Regions from separate parts of the Homo sapiens genome. Here region 2 is linked to region 1. A link is an interaction called in ENCODE POLR2A ChIA-PET data of the cell type or tissue named here. Cell type or tissue: B cell. All regions are shown on one strand. Each heading gives the region's core, and the rest is flanking DNA. Links, peaks and the distances in the headings are about the cores only.

Evidence for each region. ChIA-PET counts read pairs that join two places held together with the same protein. Peaks named below come from ENCODE experiments on the same cell type or tissue, not always from the same donor. Only the 100,000 strongest peaks of a DNase experiment are listed, where the experiment ranks them.
Region 2: POLR2A ChIA-PET joins it to region 1 with 8 read pairs; 3 of 35 experiments call an interaction of 5 or more read pairs at or near these places.

The regions. Positions count from the first base shown.
Region 1 is chr16:11,735,147-11,739,844 of GRCh38, reverse strand. It overlaps TXNDC11 (thioredoxin domain containing 11), which reads left to right. Exons shown (of 12, transcript NM_015914.7): 2 at 3,612-3,828. Among named protein-coding and RNA genes, the nearest start is that of TXNDC11, 5.4 kb to the left of the region's middle. In B cell, for the core only: no CTCF peak of the experiment used is centred there; a DNase peak (open chromatin) is centred at 1,958.
Region 2 is chr16:11,437,071-11,447,570 of GRCh38, reverse strand. LOC400499 (putative uncharacterized protein LOC400499) reads left to right here. Exons shown (of 67, transcript NM_001370704.1): 32 at 661-823; 33 at 935-1,021; 34 at 6,495-6,632; 35 at 6,728-6,847; 36 at 7,990-8,082. Among named protein-coding and RNA genes, the nearest start is that of RMI2, 97 kb to the right of the region's middle. In B cell, for the core only: no CTCF peak of the experiment used is centred there; no DNase peak of the experiment used is centred there.

The DNA of each region.
Region 1 (4,698 bases), core at 635-3,134:
CAATGTCTGTGGCTTGGCTGAATTCAAACCAGCTAATATGGAAAAGGTTGATTTGAGGTTGAGCCACAGTGAATAATCGTGCGTTTCTGGGCATCTAATCTTTACTTACCTGTGTCTCTTCATCCTGCTCACCTTTCTTTTACCTTGATTTAGAGGGAAAAAAAATTGTCTGTGTGTAGATACATATGTATGTATACATGTATTTATTTTGCTTTATTCCATTTTGTAATTTCAAAGCTGCCTCGAATGGTCTTTGCAAGGAAGTGATGTAGGGTGTGAATTTCATAGGAAAATTGGGGTTTCAACAGGCCTTTTTTCTATGTTGCCCCGGCTGGAGTGCAGTGGCTATTCACAGGTGCAATTATGGCATGCTGCAGCCTCAAACTGCTGGGCTCAAGTAATTCTCCTGCCTTAGCCTCCTGAGTATAGTAGCTGGGACTATAGGCACATGCTACTGGCTCAGCAACAACAGGCCTTCTTATTTGCAACCAACTCGAGTTTTTTGTACCCGAGACATACCCCTCATAGCTGCAGGAAATCTTTGCTCTATGTATAGTTTCTCTAAAGCGTGAAGCAGATTGATGAGTTAAATAGAAACTCACCAGTGTTTCTGATGGAGTAGAGGCGAGCGTTTCTTCTCCCTGGCCAATATTTGATTTTTGATTGGCCTTGTACTTTATCTGGCTCATTTAGGAATGCTTCTGAATATGCAGAGCAAAATTACTGAGTTGCTCTTTATCCTTTCGTTGACTGTCAGACCTACATTTTTCCTCAGATTGCATTATTTGATGCTTACATTGCATTTTTTTTTTCTTTTGAGATGGAGTTTTGCTCTTTTTTCCCAGGCTGGAGTGCAATGGCGTGATCTTGGCTCACTGCAAACTCCGCCTCCCGTGTTCAAGCGATTCTCCTGCCTCAGCCTCCCAAGTGGCTGGGATTACAGGTGTGCACCACCATGCCCAGCTAATTTTGTATTTTTAGTAGAAATGGGGTTTCCCGGTGTTGGTCAGGCTGGTCTTAAACTCCTGACCTCATGTGATCCACCCGCCTCTGTCTCCCAAAGTGCTGGGATTACAGGCGTGAGCCACGACTCTTGGCCATGTGCAGTTTGAATGGTAGAAAAGTAATTTCTCCAAAGAGCAGAATTTTGGATCTCTTGAAAACGTGTCTTTTTTTTTTTTTTCCTGTAGTGCCCTCCCCACCTCTTAGGTGGCTATCTTCTTGTCATTCAGGTCTCAGAGCTTAAATTATAGCACCTCCCAAGCCACCACTCCATCAGAGGAGCTACCATGCCCTTCTGTACATCACCTTGTTAAATTTTTCACATAGTGAGCATTTAGTATATTTTTATTGTTTACACATTTGATGTTTTTCCTGTCTTCCTCCCCTAGAAAGTGGTCTCCTCGACAACACGCAGTGCTAGCTGCCGCAGCCTTAGTGCTTGTGCCCAAAGCACAGTCACAGCTGCTCAGTAAAGAATTTTTGAATAATTGTGTAAGTGATTTTTTCAGGTTATGAAGGCATTCTGCATAGACTGAAAGCTCTCTGATTGAAGGTTAAAATATTAGTTTGAGTGAATAAATAGGTGACTTGCTCCGTTGGATACTTCTGCCTGTTCTGGAATTTCATATAAATGCAGTCATAGTGCATGTACTCTTTAGCACTTTTTTCACTCAGCATAATCATTTTGAGACTCATCCAAGTTATAGTACATATGAATAGGTTTTGCTTTTCGTTTTTATTGTGGAGTAACATTTAAGTAAATGGGTAAGAATATACCCCAGTTTATCATTTTACCTCATGAGTCATGCCAGATTTCTTATGCTCACTATTTACATAGTTTTTCTTTTCCCATCCTTATGCCTTTATCCTGTGTCTTTATATTTAAGATATATCTCGTTTAGATAGTGCATAATTGGGTCTTGCTTTATCCTGTCTGGCAGTCTGCTCCTCCTAATTAGGTTGCTTCCTTTTTTTTTTTTTTTTTTTTTTTGAGAGACGTAGTCTCGCTCTGTTGCCGAGGCTGAGTGCAATGGCATGATCTTGGCTCACTGCAACCTACACAATTCTCCTGCCTCAGCCTCCCGAGTAGCTGAGACTACAGGTATGTGCCACCACGCCCGGCTAATTTTTTGTATTTTTTTCAGTAGAGATGGGGTTTCACCATGTTAGCTAGGATGGTCTTGATCTCCTGACCTCGTGGTCTGCCTGCCTCGGCTTCCCACAGTGCTGGAATTACAGGCATGAGCCACCGCGCCCGGCCTCTCCTTTTATATTTAACGTAATTGTTGAGGTAGTTGGGTTTAAGTCTACCTTCGTGCTCCTTGTTTTCCATTTGTACCGTCTGGCTTTTGTTCTTTTCTTGTTCCTTTACTTACTTTCTTTCTTTTTTTTTTTTTTAGATGGAGTTTTGTTCTAGTCACCTAGGCTGGAGTGCAATGGTGCAATCTCGGCTCACTGCAACCTCCGCCTCCCGGGTTCAAGCGATTCTTGTGTCTCAGCTTCCCGAGAAGCTGGGATTACAGGCGCCCATCACCACGCCCAGCTACTTTTTCATTTTCAGTAGAGACAGGGTTTCACCATGTTGGCCAGGCTGGTCTTGAACTCCTGACCTCAGGAGATTTGCCTGCCTCGGCCTCCCAAAGTGCTGGAATTACAGGCTGAGTCACCACGCCTGGTCTCCTTTACTTTCTTTGGGGTTAATCTCATCGCGTTTTAGGTTTCCATGTTTATGTTCTCTATTTATCTCGTTTAGATAGTGCATAATTGGGTCTCATTTGTTTCTTAGCAAAGCTGCCCTAATGGTTTGTGGTATGTGAGTGTAGATGCATGGACAGCTCAGGGTGTTTACTAGGGCCCTTCTACTTGGTGGGATGCAGCCTGGGCCTAGATCTTTAGGTCTTGATGGGGAAAGTTACTTCTGACCACTTGTTTGTTCAGCGTTCTTTTCTTTTTCCTCCTGATCTGTTTCTTGTGGGAAGCTCAAGTGTTCAAAAAGCCCATTTTCCAGTTAAATAGGCTGTTGCTTTGTTACTTATCTTCATTAGTCTTAGGATTATGATATATATCTGGAGGAATGTATATTATTGTTTAATTGTTACTGTTACCTGAATGCCCTGGATAAGTACAAGCCAACTCCAGCTAATAAGCTTAATGTTTTCTCAAAGTTGAGTTGATTGTAAGCATCTCCCGTGGAAATCTTGTTAATGGTAGTTTACATGCTCCCTCACCGTAATTCTGAGCTTGCATGCTGGTGGCTCTAAAGCCCTGGAGATAAGTGGCTTTTGTGGAGAGCCAGGCTGCAGAAAAAGGAGGATGAAGTCTTTGGGATGTGGGGAGCAGGAATATGGATTATTCAGAGACATCCTTCTCTGCTCTCCACTGCCCTTCCAGCCTACACCTAGGGGACAGAATCTCAGAGAATTGTTTCCAACGTATTATTCATGTCTTGCATTTGCTCAGCCAGATGTTGCCTTTCTAGGGCAGTGATTTTGGGACTCCATTTTCTTATTCAAAAGAGGATTTTCCTTTTAAGCTTCATTCTACTTCCACAGAGCTATTTTTAGAAGAAGATAAACTAAGCAATCTTTTCTGTGTTTGCTCTTTTTTAGTCGAGCAAAAGATGTGATAATACCAGCAAAGCCACCTGTCAGCTTTTTCTCCTTGAGGTCTCCAGTCCTTGACCTCTTCCAGGGGCAGCTGGATTATGCAGAGTACGTTCGACGGGATTCAGAGGTGGTACTGCTCTTCTTCTATGCCCCTTGGTGTGGACAGTCCATCGCTGCCAGGGCAGAAATTGAGCAAGCAGCAAGTCGGCTTTCAGATCAGGTAATGCTCACATTCAGCTTAAGAATCAAATGACTGTCAGTCCTATATGTAGGGCAGGATGTCCCCACAGAGACACCTTGCCCAACGGGCAGACTTTGCCAAGGTGAACTCCAGGAGTCGTTTCTAAGTTACAGAGCTTTCTATAAAGCAACAGAAAGGATTTCCAATTGTGGCGATTGTACTCCAAGGCAAGTGTGGGAGCAGATTCTGAATCTCATAACACAAGCCAATGCTTATCCTGGGGTGCCATACTGTTTGGTTTCAGCATTGAAAAAGGTAGAGGGACTGAAAATCCTAGTTCTTGCATATCCATTTGATACTTGCTAGTTAGGTATTTTAGGTAAGAAAATGTATGTATGATATGACTGCATTGTAACAAGGCCGACCTTTTTAATATATGGACCAGAACTATATTCAGCAGATAAGGAATGCCACCTTTGGGCTAGGTAAGAAAGATATATAGGCAAATAAGTCACCTGTTATGGCAGTGGTTTTCAGCCCAGTGGACCCCAGTTGTGCTTTAGAAAATAAGTATTTTATGATGTCCCTTTTTCTTCCTAAAAAGGAATTCATAGATGATAAAGTTTTCCTATACATGTAATTTCAAAATAATCTAATGCACGGATTGTAACATAGAGGTGAGGGGGGAAGAAAGTAATTTGTAACTAAATGATATATATTTTAGTATGTAAGTGCACAGTCAGAACAGGTCCATATACCTTTATGTAGAATCACTGAATGGGATAGTTACAAACGTAGACTGATAAAGGTGATATGTTGGTGACTTACCTGCCACATGGACATTGCTCTTAGTAATTGATTATCCTAAATGGTGAACAGTCTTGGTAAAATCCTGAACTATGCAAAGCC
Region 2 (10,500 bases), core at 3,172-5,671, 290 kb after region 1:
GCAGCTGTATGGCCTTAGATAAGTCAGCTACAGCCTAAACAGAAGCAGTGATGACAAAGGAACAGCAGCATCGTTGGCAGAGTGTTCGTTCGTGTTTTTATCCCATTTACATTCATTGAGCACATACTATGGACCAAGTGCTCTTCTGGGCACATGGAAAATGGCAGAGAACCGGAATGTCAGAAACCTTTGCCCTTGGGGAGCTTGTGGTCGTTTCATGTATGTTATCTCTAACCCTGACCACTGTGTCCAATCAGTATTATTTTAGCCTCCGTTTTACAGATGGGGAAACTGAGGCACAGAACAGTCAAGTCCTTTTCCCAAGGTCACACAGCTAGTGAAAGACCGTGCCTGGATTCTAATCCCAGTCTGTGTGACACCAGATGCTGTGTGTCATCTATCCTCTTGGGTCTTTGCTGTCAAATGGCGACGGGGACCCCAGCCATGCCCACTTCTCTGGCACAGTGAGGTGGTGAAGGGTTCTGGATGCCACATTGTAAAGCATAGGGCTGCCAGGTGTCCTGATGTTCTCTTCTCTGTGGCAGAGTCTTAACTCTGCAAGCTCGTGACAGGCCCAGGCTGAGACCGTGGGGCACAATTGTCCCCTGGCACTGCCAGCTGCTTTAATGGCTTTGGCCTGTTTTTCCCTCTGCACACCAGGCACCCGTTGCACCTGCCCATCCCGCAGAGCCTCCTCCTGCAGGAGACCTTCACAGCTGATAGGCGACACCAGCGCTATTCCCTGGAGACTAGGGTTGTCCTGAATGGCCGAGAGGAAACCCTGCAGACCATGGTCCTGGGCTGCCAGGCCGGACACCCCTACGTGAGTGTGTCTGGGGCATAGCCCGGAAGGGGCCTGAGAGCCAGAGGAAGGCCCCAGCTGCCTCCTCACTCCCTGCATGCGTGTGTACATGTATGTGGTTGTCCCTCCCAGGTCTGTGCAGGTCTGATGCATCCATACGATGGCAAAGTCATCCCCAGGAACACAGAGGGGTGCCTGGTTACTTGGAATCAGCACACGGTAAGAGCAGAGACCCCAGAGACTTTTGCACCCCAGCCAGCCCTGGTTCAAGTTGCTGTCATCGCTCAATAGGATTGAAAACATGTTATCTGGACTGAGTGCAGTGGCTCACACCTGTAATCTTAGCTACGCAGGAGGCTGAGGTGAGAAGATCGCTTAAGACCAGGAGTTTGAGATCCATCTGGGCGACATATGGAAACCCTGTTTCTACAAAAGAAAAAAAAATTGTTTAATTAGCCAGGCATGGTGGCATGTGCTTGTAGTCCCAGCTACTGGGGAGGCTGAGACAGGAGGATCTGATTAAGCCCAGGATGTTGAGGCTTCTGTGAGCCATGGTTGCACCATTGCATTCCAGCCTGGGCAACAGAGCAAGACTCAGACACCACTCCCCCGCCCCCCAACCTCACACACAAAAAAGTTCTCCTGGCCAGGTGTGGTGGCTCATACCTGTAATCCTAGCACTTTGGGAGGCCAAGGCGGGCAGATCACCTGAGGTCAGGAGTTCCAGACCATCCTGGCCAACATGGTGAAACCCTGTCTCTACTAAAAATATAAAAACTAGATGGGCATGGTGGTAGGTACCTGCAGTCCCAGCTACTCAGGAGGCTGAGGCAGGAGAACCCAGGAGGCAGAGGTTACAGTGAGCTGAGATCACGCCACTGCATTCCAGCCTGGGCCACAGAGCAAGACACTGCCTCAGGAAAAAAAAAAAAAAGGTTCTCCTGACTGGGTTCTCTGTTTCATTTGGTCCTCCCTAGTACAGTCTATGTGACAGTCAGAGGGATATATTCTGAAGGCCAGCACAACCCTGCCACCCGCATGCTCTCAAACTCTGACAGCCTCTCTTGGGATAAAGCCCCAGTCCTGTCCCCTCAGCCCTGCTTCGTGGCCTGCATCTGCCTCATCCAGCCTCTTCGCATTTCCTCGCCTGGCTCTTTCCTGCCTCGGGACCTCTGCGTGTCCTGTGTGCCTGGAGCCGTCACCCTCTCCTTCAGCTTTGCCTCCTCCCTTCTACTCATCTTTTAGGATTGAGCTCAAGCATCCTCTCACCTGACCCCCAGACCACCTCACACAGACCCGTGCTTACCCTAGCGATGCCTTATATCTTTTTCTTTCTTTTTTTTTTTTGGAGAAAGAGTCTCACTCTGTCGCTCAAGCCGGAGTGTAGTGGTGCAGTCTCAGCTCACTGCAACCTCGGCCTCCCAGGTTCAAGTGATTCTTCTGCCTCAGCCTCCCAGGTAGCTGGGATAACAGACGTGCATTCCCACTCCTGGCTAATTTTTGTATTTTTAGTAGAGACTGGGTTTTACCATGTTGGCCAGGCTGGTCTCAAACTTCTGACTTCAAGTGATCTGCCCGCCTTGGCCTCCCAAAGTGCTGGGATTACCGCTGCACCCAGCTTGCCCTATAGCTTTCGCTTTTAGTACCTATCACAAATCCCAGTTCTTTTTTTTTTTTTTAAAGACAAAGTCTCACTCTGTCACCCAGGCTGTAGTGCAGTGGCACAATCTCAGCTCACTGTAGCCTTGTCCTCCTAGGCTTAAGTGATCCTCCCACCTCAGCCTACCAAGTAGCTGGGACCACAGGCACACATTACCACCACACCTGGTTATTTTTTATTTTTATTTTTAGTAGAGACAGAGTCTTGCTATATTGCCCAGGCTGGTCTTGAGCTCCTGGACTCTAAGCCATCCTCCCATCTTGGCCTCCAGAATGCTGACATTATAGGTGTGAACCACCGTACCTGGCCCCAGTTCTATTTTTGTGTGATCCATCAATCCCTGGCTCCTCTGGAAAGCTCATGATCTCCATGAGTACTTTACCACCGTAGCCACAGGGCTTGGTACACAGTAGGTGCTCAATGAATAGTTGCCGTCATGATGTTATTTAACACCCATTGCATGCCAGGATCCAGAGCAGAGGTCAACAAACTTTTCTGGAAAGAACCAGATAGTAACTAGTTTAGGTTTCATGGGCCACATGGTTCAGGTCTTGTTCACTCATAACTACCGTTACAATTCAAGAGCACCGTGAATAATACGTAATGAACGGGCGTGGCTGTGTCCCAACAGGGCTTCACTTGCAAAAACAGGCCACATTTGGACCAGGGGCTGTAGTTGCTGACCCCTGACTTAGAGGGTCTTTTTTGAGGCAGGGTCTTGCTCTGTCACCCAGGCTGGAGGGCAGGGGTGCGATCATGGCTCACTCACTGCAGCCTTGACCTCCCAAGCTCAAGTGACCCTCACACCTCAGCCTCCTAAGTAGCTGAGACCACAAGTGTGCACCACCACACCCAGCTCATTTTAAGATGTTTTGTAGAGATGGAGGTCTCACTGTGTTTCCCAGGCTGGTCTTGATCTCTTGGATTCAGGGGATCCTCTTGCCTCACCTTCCAAAGTGCTGGGATTGGGCCAGGTGTGGTGGCTCACACATGTAATCCCAGCATTTTGGGAAGCCAGGGTGGGTGGATCACTTGAGGTCAGGTGTTCGAGACCAGCCTGGCCAATATGGTAAAACCCCATCTCTACTAAAAAAAAAACTATAAAAATTGGCTGGGCATAGTGGCAGGTGCCTATAATCCCAGCTACCCCGGAGGCTTAGGCACAAGAGTCACTTGAAACTGGGAGGCAGACGTTACGGTGAGCCGAGATCCCAGCACTGCACTCCAGCCTTGGTGACAGAGAGAGACTTGGTCTCAAAAAAAAAAAAAGTGTTGGGATTACAGATAAGAGTCACCACCCCTGGCTGAGGGTCTTGACATGTGGCTCCCTAGGGGTGAAACTTGTTTTTGCCTGTGTGTCCTTGGCAAATTATTTCATCTCTCTGGACCTCAGTTTCCTTGTGTGCAGAATGGGAGCAGCAGTACTCATCTCTATGCAGTGGCTGTGACGATTACAATGTAGCGTTGTAAAATGCCTACTAGAACCCCATCCGGGTCTTCTTCCTGACACCTCTAGGAGGAGTTGATACTCTGGGAGAGCATCGTATTTTTCAGCAAGCATTTATGGAGCATCTACTGTGTGCAAGGAAGATAGTCATTGTTTCTCTCTCTCTCTCTTTTTTTTTTTTTTTTTTTTTTTTTAAGACAGAGTCTCACTCTGTTGTCTAGGCTGGAGTCTGGAGTGCAATGACTTGATCTCAGCTCACCGCAACCTCCACGTCCCAGGTTCATGCACAGACCCCTCCGATCATTTTTTTTTTTTTTTTTTTTTTTTTTTTGAGACTGAGGATCGAGTCTTGCTCTGTTGCCCAGGCTAGGGTGCAGCTGCGCAATGTCGGCTCATTGCAACCTCTGCCTCCTGGGTTCAAGTGATTCTCCTGCCTCAGCCTCCCGAGTAGCTGGGATTACAGGCTCCCATGACCACACCCGGCTAATTTTTGTACTTTTAGTAGAGTTGGGGTTTCTGCATGTTGGCCAGGCTGGTCTCGAGCTCCTGACCTCAGGTGATCCCCCGGCCTCAGCCTCCCAAAGTGCTGGGATTACAGCCATGAACCACCACGCCCGGCCATTTCTATTTGCAAGATACACAACAGCCCCTGGGAAGGAGGGTGAACCAGGCAGCTGTTGAGCATTGAGACCCACCTTTCTGGGGGCTCCCTTCACCATTAGTTAAACGAGGCTGCGTGTGGCTCCCCGGGGATAAGGTAGTACAGTTATTGGAGCTTCTAGGGAGAAACAAATGGCAGGATGACAGCCTTAGACACCTGCAGAAGTGGCTCCCGATGGTGTTTGCTGTTTCTTAAACCAGAGATTGCAGAGCCGGCGCCATGGGCCATATTCAGCCTGCAGATGGGTTTTGTTTGGTCTGCTTAGCATTTAAATTTTTTAAGGAAATTAATTGCTACCATTGAAAATCAGAAGATTTTGAGTAAAACCCAGATTTCCAGTGTTTATAAGAAGAAAATCAGACGGTGTGACCACACCAAGCCTCAAATCCCAGCTGACAACAACAGGGTCTGACTGAGTAAATGGCAGTCGTTTAGTTTCATATAATTTAGCTGTCTGCTCTTTTTAAAACCGTGTCTAGGCTGGGCGAGATGGCTCACGCCTGTAATACTAGCACTTTGGGAGGCCGAGGCAGGCGGATCATTTGAGGTCAGGAGTTCGAGACCAGCCTGACCAACATGGTGAAACCCCCATCTCTACTAAATACAAAAAAAATTAGCCAGGCATGGTGGCGGGCTCCTGTAATCCCAGTTACTCAGGAGGCTGAGGCAGGAGAATCGCTTGAACCTGGGAGGTGGAGGTTGCAGTGAGCCGAGATCACGCCACTGCACTCCAGCCTGGGTGACAGAGCGAGGCTGTCTCTAAAATAAAATAAAATATAAAATAGAATAAAATAAGCTGTTTAATGACATACATTTTTCTCTCGTCTTGGACCCTTATTTCTCTTCCTCCATCTTGGTTCTAAAGTAAAGCCGAGCACCCTTTAAAGATGCACTCCAGTGATAAAGCTCCTTGGCAGGCATTTTTAACTTCTCAGTCAACACAGGTAGGAAAAGATGGCAACATGCTACTGTGTACTTGGCCTGTGGCAGAAGCTAAATGATTGTTGAGTGAATAAATGATGGAGTAATTGTGTATTAGTTTGCTATGGCTGCCATAACGAATCTCTGAAATCTTAGTGGTTTAAAACGCCACAGATTTTACAGTTTTGGAATTCAGAAGCCCAAAATGGATCTCACGTGGCTAAAATCAAGGTATTAGCAGGGTTGTGTTCCTTCTGGAGGCTCCAGAGGAGAGTCTGTTTCCTTTCCTTTTCCAGCTTGTGGAAGCTGCCTGCATGCCTTGGCTCATGGCCCCTTCTTCCACCTTCAAAGCCAACAGCGTGGCATCTTCCAGTCTCTGTGTGACTCTGACCCTCCTGCCTCCGTCTCATAGGACCCCTGTGATTACTTTAGGGCCACCCAGATAATCTCCTCATCTCAAGATCCTCAATCCAATCACACTGCAAAGTCTCTTTTGCCATGAAAGGTCACATATTGACAGGTTCCAGTGATGAGGACATGGATGTCATCGTGCAATGAGTGTTCTTCTGCCAGCTCCACTATGAGTTACTCATTCTTTCACTCTAGCACAGCTTTGACCTTGGGGTTTCAGGCTATAACTAGTGATTCTGCATTTGTCCAAATATTTATTGAGCACCTACTACATGCCAGGACCTGTGCTAAGTATTAGGAATATGGCAATGAACAAAATAAACTACTCCCAAGGCACTTTCTTTGAGCAAGACACATTCACATTTGTTCCATCAAGCCCACCCTGCTAATCTTACCTGTAGGCACTGAAGTTTACCATTCCTGTGTACCCATCCCCGCTTCCTGCCCTATAAGTGGAAGAGTGTAGACTGCTCCATAACCCATCAATCTTTGGACTACTTTCTTCTGACCACTGGATTCCCAGGGTAGCTTCTGCAGGCACATAGAGATGGGATGAGACCTCTCTCAGTGCCCCTGGTTCTCACACACCCAGGCTAAGAACAGAGAGGTCGAGGCCACTTTGAAAGTCCACCGGAAAGTTGTCCTGCACTTGAAGGGTTTGCATCATGACAGATCTCAGCATGGGGAAATCCGGCACAGCCTGGCCCTGGACTTGGCCCATTCCTACCAGGTATGGGTCCCCAGATTGGGCAGACACTGGTTTGTGCCCTCCACCCAGAGCTTGGCTGTTAGCGGAAGTAAAGGGTGTTGTCTATTTCTTCCCAGCTGAGCTTCCCCCAGGCCCTGAGCTTGGATGGGGGCATCATCTTTAGACAGAGTCCCCAAGGAACATTCAACTTTGGCATGGATGCACGAGCTGCCGTCAATCACAACGTCACATCCCAGGTCAGGAGACTGAGTTCTGCTCCCTTGCCGAGGGAGGCCGGGTCTTAATAACCTTTAGTGAAGGTGCCCTGTATGAGATGTCTGAGGAGGTGGCAGGAGACATGACCCTGGGGAGCCAACAGCACAGCCCTTATTTTGGCAGTGTGTGTGTGATTAGTCAGGATGCATTGACTGTTGTTGTAAACAATGTTTGGCTCTTTGTGAAAGGCCAGTGTTCATGTGCAGTTCAGCGTGGCTCTGCTCCATGCAGTCTCTCAGGATCCAGGCCTCCCCACCTTGTGGCTGTGCCCCAGCAGGCAGATGGAGGGACAGAGAGTGGAGAATTATGTAGGAGGCTTTTATGTGCCAGACCCATAGGTAGAAAGGTCATTCCTGCCTGGGTTCTCATCACATGATCCCACCTAGCTGCAAGGGAGGCTGGGAAATGTAGTTTTAGCTATATGTCCAGGAAGAAAAGGAAATGTAGTTTGGTGAATATATAGCAGCCATTGTAGGTATATTTACTCATTCATGGCTGTTCATTTGTTCATCCGTGGACGTGTTCATTCCTGTCCATTCATTCAGCATGGATGGGTTGTATCTCTGCTGGGTGACACTGTCCCCATCTCTGTTCCCATCTCTGAGGAGCTTTCAATCTAGTGGGCTTTTAGTGTTATATAAGTTCAAGTTCAATTCCAAGTTCCACTGTTAACTAGCTGTGTAACCTTCGGTGAATTACTGAATCCCACTGAGCCTCAGTTTTGCTAGCTGGGAAATGGGATGGTAACAGCAACCCAGCAAAGCACTGCTGAGGATTAAATGAGGTGGTCATTGTGAACCTGGTAGCACAGTGCCTGGTTCAAGGTCAGGGTCAAGTAGAAGGTGGTGTGGCTGTGGGAGGCATGAACAGGCAACATGGCAGGGAGTAGGGGGTTCCAGAGTGGTCTTCCCAGCCCCCCATCCAGGATGTCACTTCCTAAGCAACCTTTTTCAGTAGCACAGCCTGCATAAGATTGAGGGCTGAGGAATATTAAGGGAGGACAGAAGTTTCTGGTTTGAGCTTTGGGCATATTCTGGGATGCATTTGCCCAGTAGCCACCTCCTAGTGTTCTGCATCTCTCTCTCTGTTCCCTCTGACCCCTCTTCAACTCTCCCTGCAACAGGCCTCGGTCCAGCTGAACGGATCTGACTCCGACTTTGCATTTTTCTTCCAACTCAGGCATCCTCACGGACCAACATTTCCTCCAAACTTCCAGGTGTGGACGTTGCTCCCTTGGAGATGACCTTGACTCGCCTGCCAAGGGTTGTCTCTGAGCAGCTGGCCTGCTGGGAGATGGGCAGAAAGAAGGCAGGATGGGGGCCCGAGGGAGGGAGCCCACACTTGCAATGTTGTGCTTAGCCAAACAGCCCTGTAGAATCAAGAACAGATGGCAGGGAGGTTTCCACATCCATCATTTGGAAGTGATGGTCCAGGCTGAAGGGGGTGAAGGATCACATTTCACTCTTGAAAATGGGCAGAAGCAGAGTTTTCCTCCAAACTCTACCCTATATTTGGGCTTGGGAGAAGCCATGTAATCCTTCAAGAGGGCTTTGTTGACCCGGGGCATTTTGGAGGTGGAGAAAGACATCCAGGTGGGAGCCCTGTCCCCCCCACCAAATTTGTGGCTTCATTGAGCAGGCTGTGCATGGTGTGTGCACAGAAATTAGGGGGTGGCTAATTCAAGGATGTGGAGGTGTAAATAGGGAATCCCAACAGGGATGAGGCCCTCAGGAGACATGGGGCACACCATTAATTTGACAGCAATAAAAAAAATTAGAGGTGGGGTCTCACTATGTTGCCCAGGCTGGTTTTAAACTCTTGGCCCCAAGCTGTCTTTCTGATTCAACCTTCCAAAGTGCTAAGATTACAGGCATGAGCCACCGCACCTAGCCCGATAGCATTTTAAAATTTCTTTTGAGACAGGATCTCACTCTGTTAGCTGGGCTGAAGTGCAGTGGCATAATCATGGCTCACTTCAGCCTTGACCACCTGGGGTCAAGCGGTCCTCCCACCTCAGCCTCCTGAGTAGCTGGTACCACAGGCACCTGCCACAACACCCAGCTAATTTTTGTACTTTTTTTTTTTTTTTTTTTTTTTGCAGAGACAGGGTCTCGCTATGTTGCCCAGGCTGGCCTTGAGCTCCTGGGCTCAAGTGATCCTCTTCCCTTGGCCTCCCAAGGTGCTGGGATTACAGGCATGAGCCAATGCGCCCAGCCCTGATAGCATTTTTTTAAACACCTGCTGTTCATTCCCTGTGTATTGGGTTTTAGAAACTTGAATGGAGCCCGAGAATGGCTCTGAATGGAGGGAACTGCTTATTCTTAGAGGCATGAGCTTTCACAGGTTGATGTCCCTGAAGTCAGTCTGTATCTTCACCTTGACACAGGTCACCGTTTCACTAGCAACCTTTTGCTTTTGTGGAGTTCCCAGAGATCTGGCCCATTTGAGAGCTGCTGGCATCTTAGATTGGAGGAAATGTCATCATATTAACCATTTGTTCCAGGAGCTGATGTCTGTGAAATGATTGCGTGGCAGGCTCTGTTCTAAACCCTCTTTGTGGATTAGCTCATGGTCACCTCATGATGCTATTGTGGGGGGGCATGGAGCACCGTTGTCATTTTGTGGGTGAGGCTCTGAGATTTAGAGAGGTGGCGTGACTTGCCCAAGATCATGGAGCTCACCAGTGGAAGATCTTGGGTGGGAACCCAGGCATTCTGGTTTCAGAGCGCATGCGATCGATCCCCCGAACTCATCGGGGAGTGGGGGTGGGTTGCCCTGGAAGCTTGGATGCTGGGTCATCTAATGAGTGCAAACATTATTATCATTAGTATTTTTCGAGACCGAGTCTCGCTCTGTCACCCAAGCTGGAGTGCCGTGGCATGATCTCGGCTCACTGCAACCTCTGCCTCCCAGGTTCAAGCGATTCTTGTGCCTCCGCCTCCCAAGTAGCTGGGATTACAGGCATGCGCCACCACACCCAGATAATTTTTTGTATTTTTAGTAGAGATGGGATTTCACTACGTTGGCCAGGCTGGTCCTGAGCTCCTGACCTCAAGTGATCTGCCTGCCCCAGCCTTCCAAAGTTCTGGGATTACTGGTGTGAGCTGCTGTGCCCAGCTCAAACATTAATTTTAATTTTAATTTTTAAGACAGGGTCTTACTCTGTCACCCAGGCTGGAGAGCAGTGGCATGATTATGGCTCACTGCAGCCTCCACCACCCAGGCTCCAGCCATCCTTTCACCACAGCCTTCTGAGTAGCTGGGACTACAGGTGCATGCCACCACGCTCAGCTAATGTTTTAATTTTTTGTAGAGATGCGGGTATTGCTCTGTTGTTCAGGCTGGTCTCAACTCCTGGCCTTCAGCAGTCCTCCTGCCTTGGTCTCCAAAGGGCTGGGGTTACAGGTGTGAGTCATCGTGCCCTGCCAGCCTGTGGATTTTGACAGATTGATACAACGTAATGGATCTGCCATTACGGCATCATTCATAACAGTTTCCCTGCCCTAAAAAATCCTCTGGGTTCTACCTTTTCATCCCTCCTCCTACACTCCACCCCCTGGCAACCACTGATCATTTTACTATCTGTGGTTTTGCCTTTTTCCAGAATGTCATAGAGTTGGAATACAGTATGCAG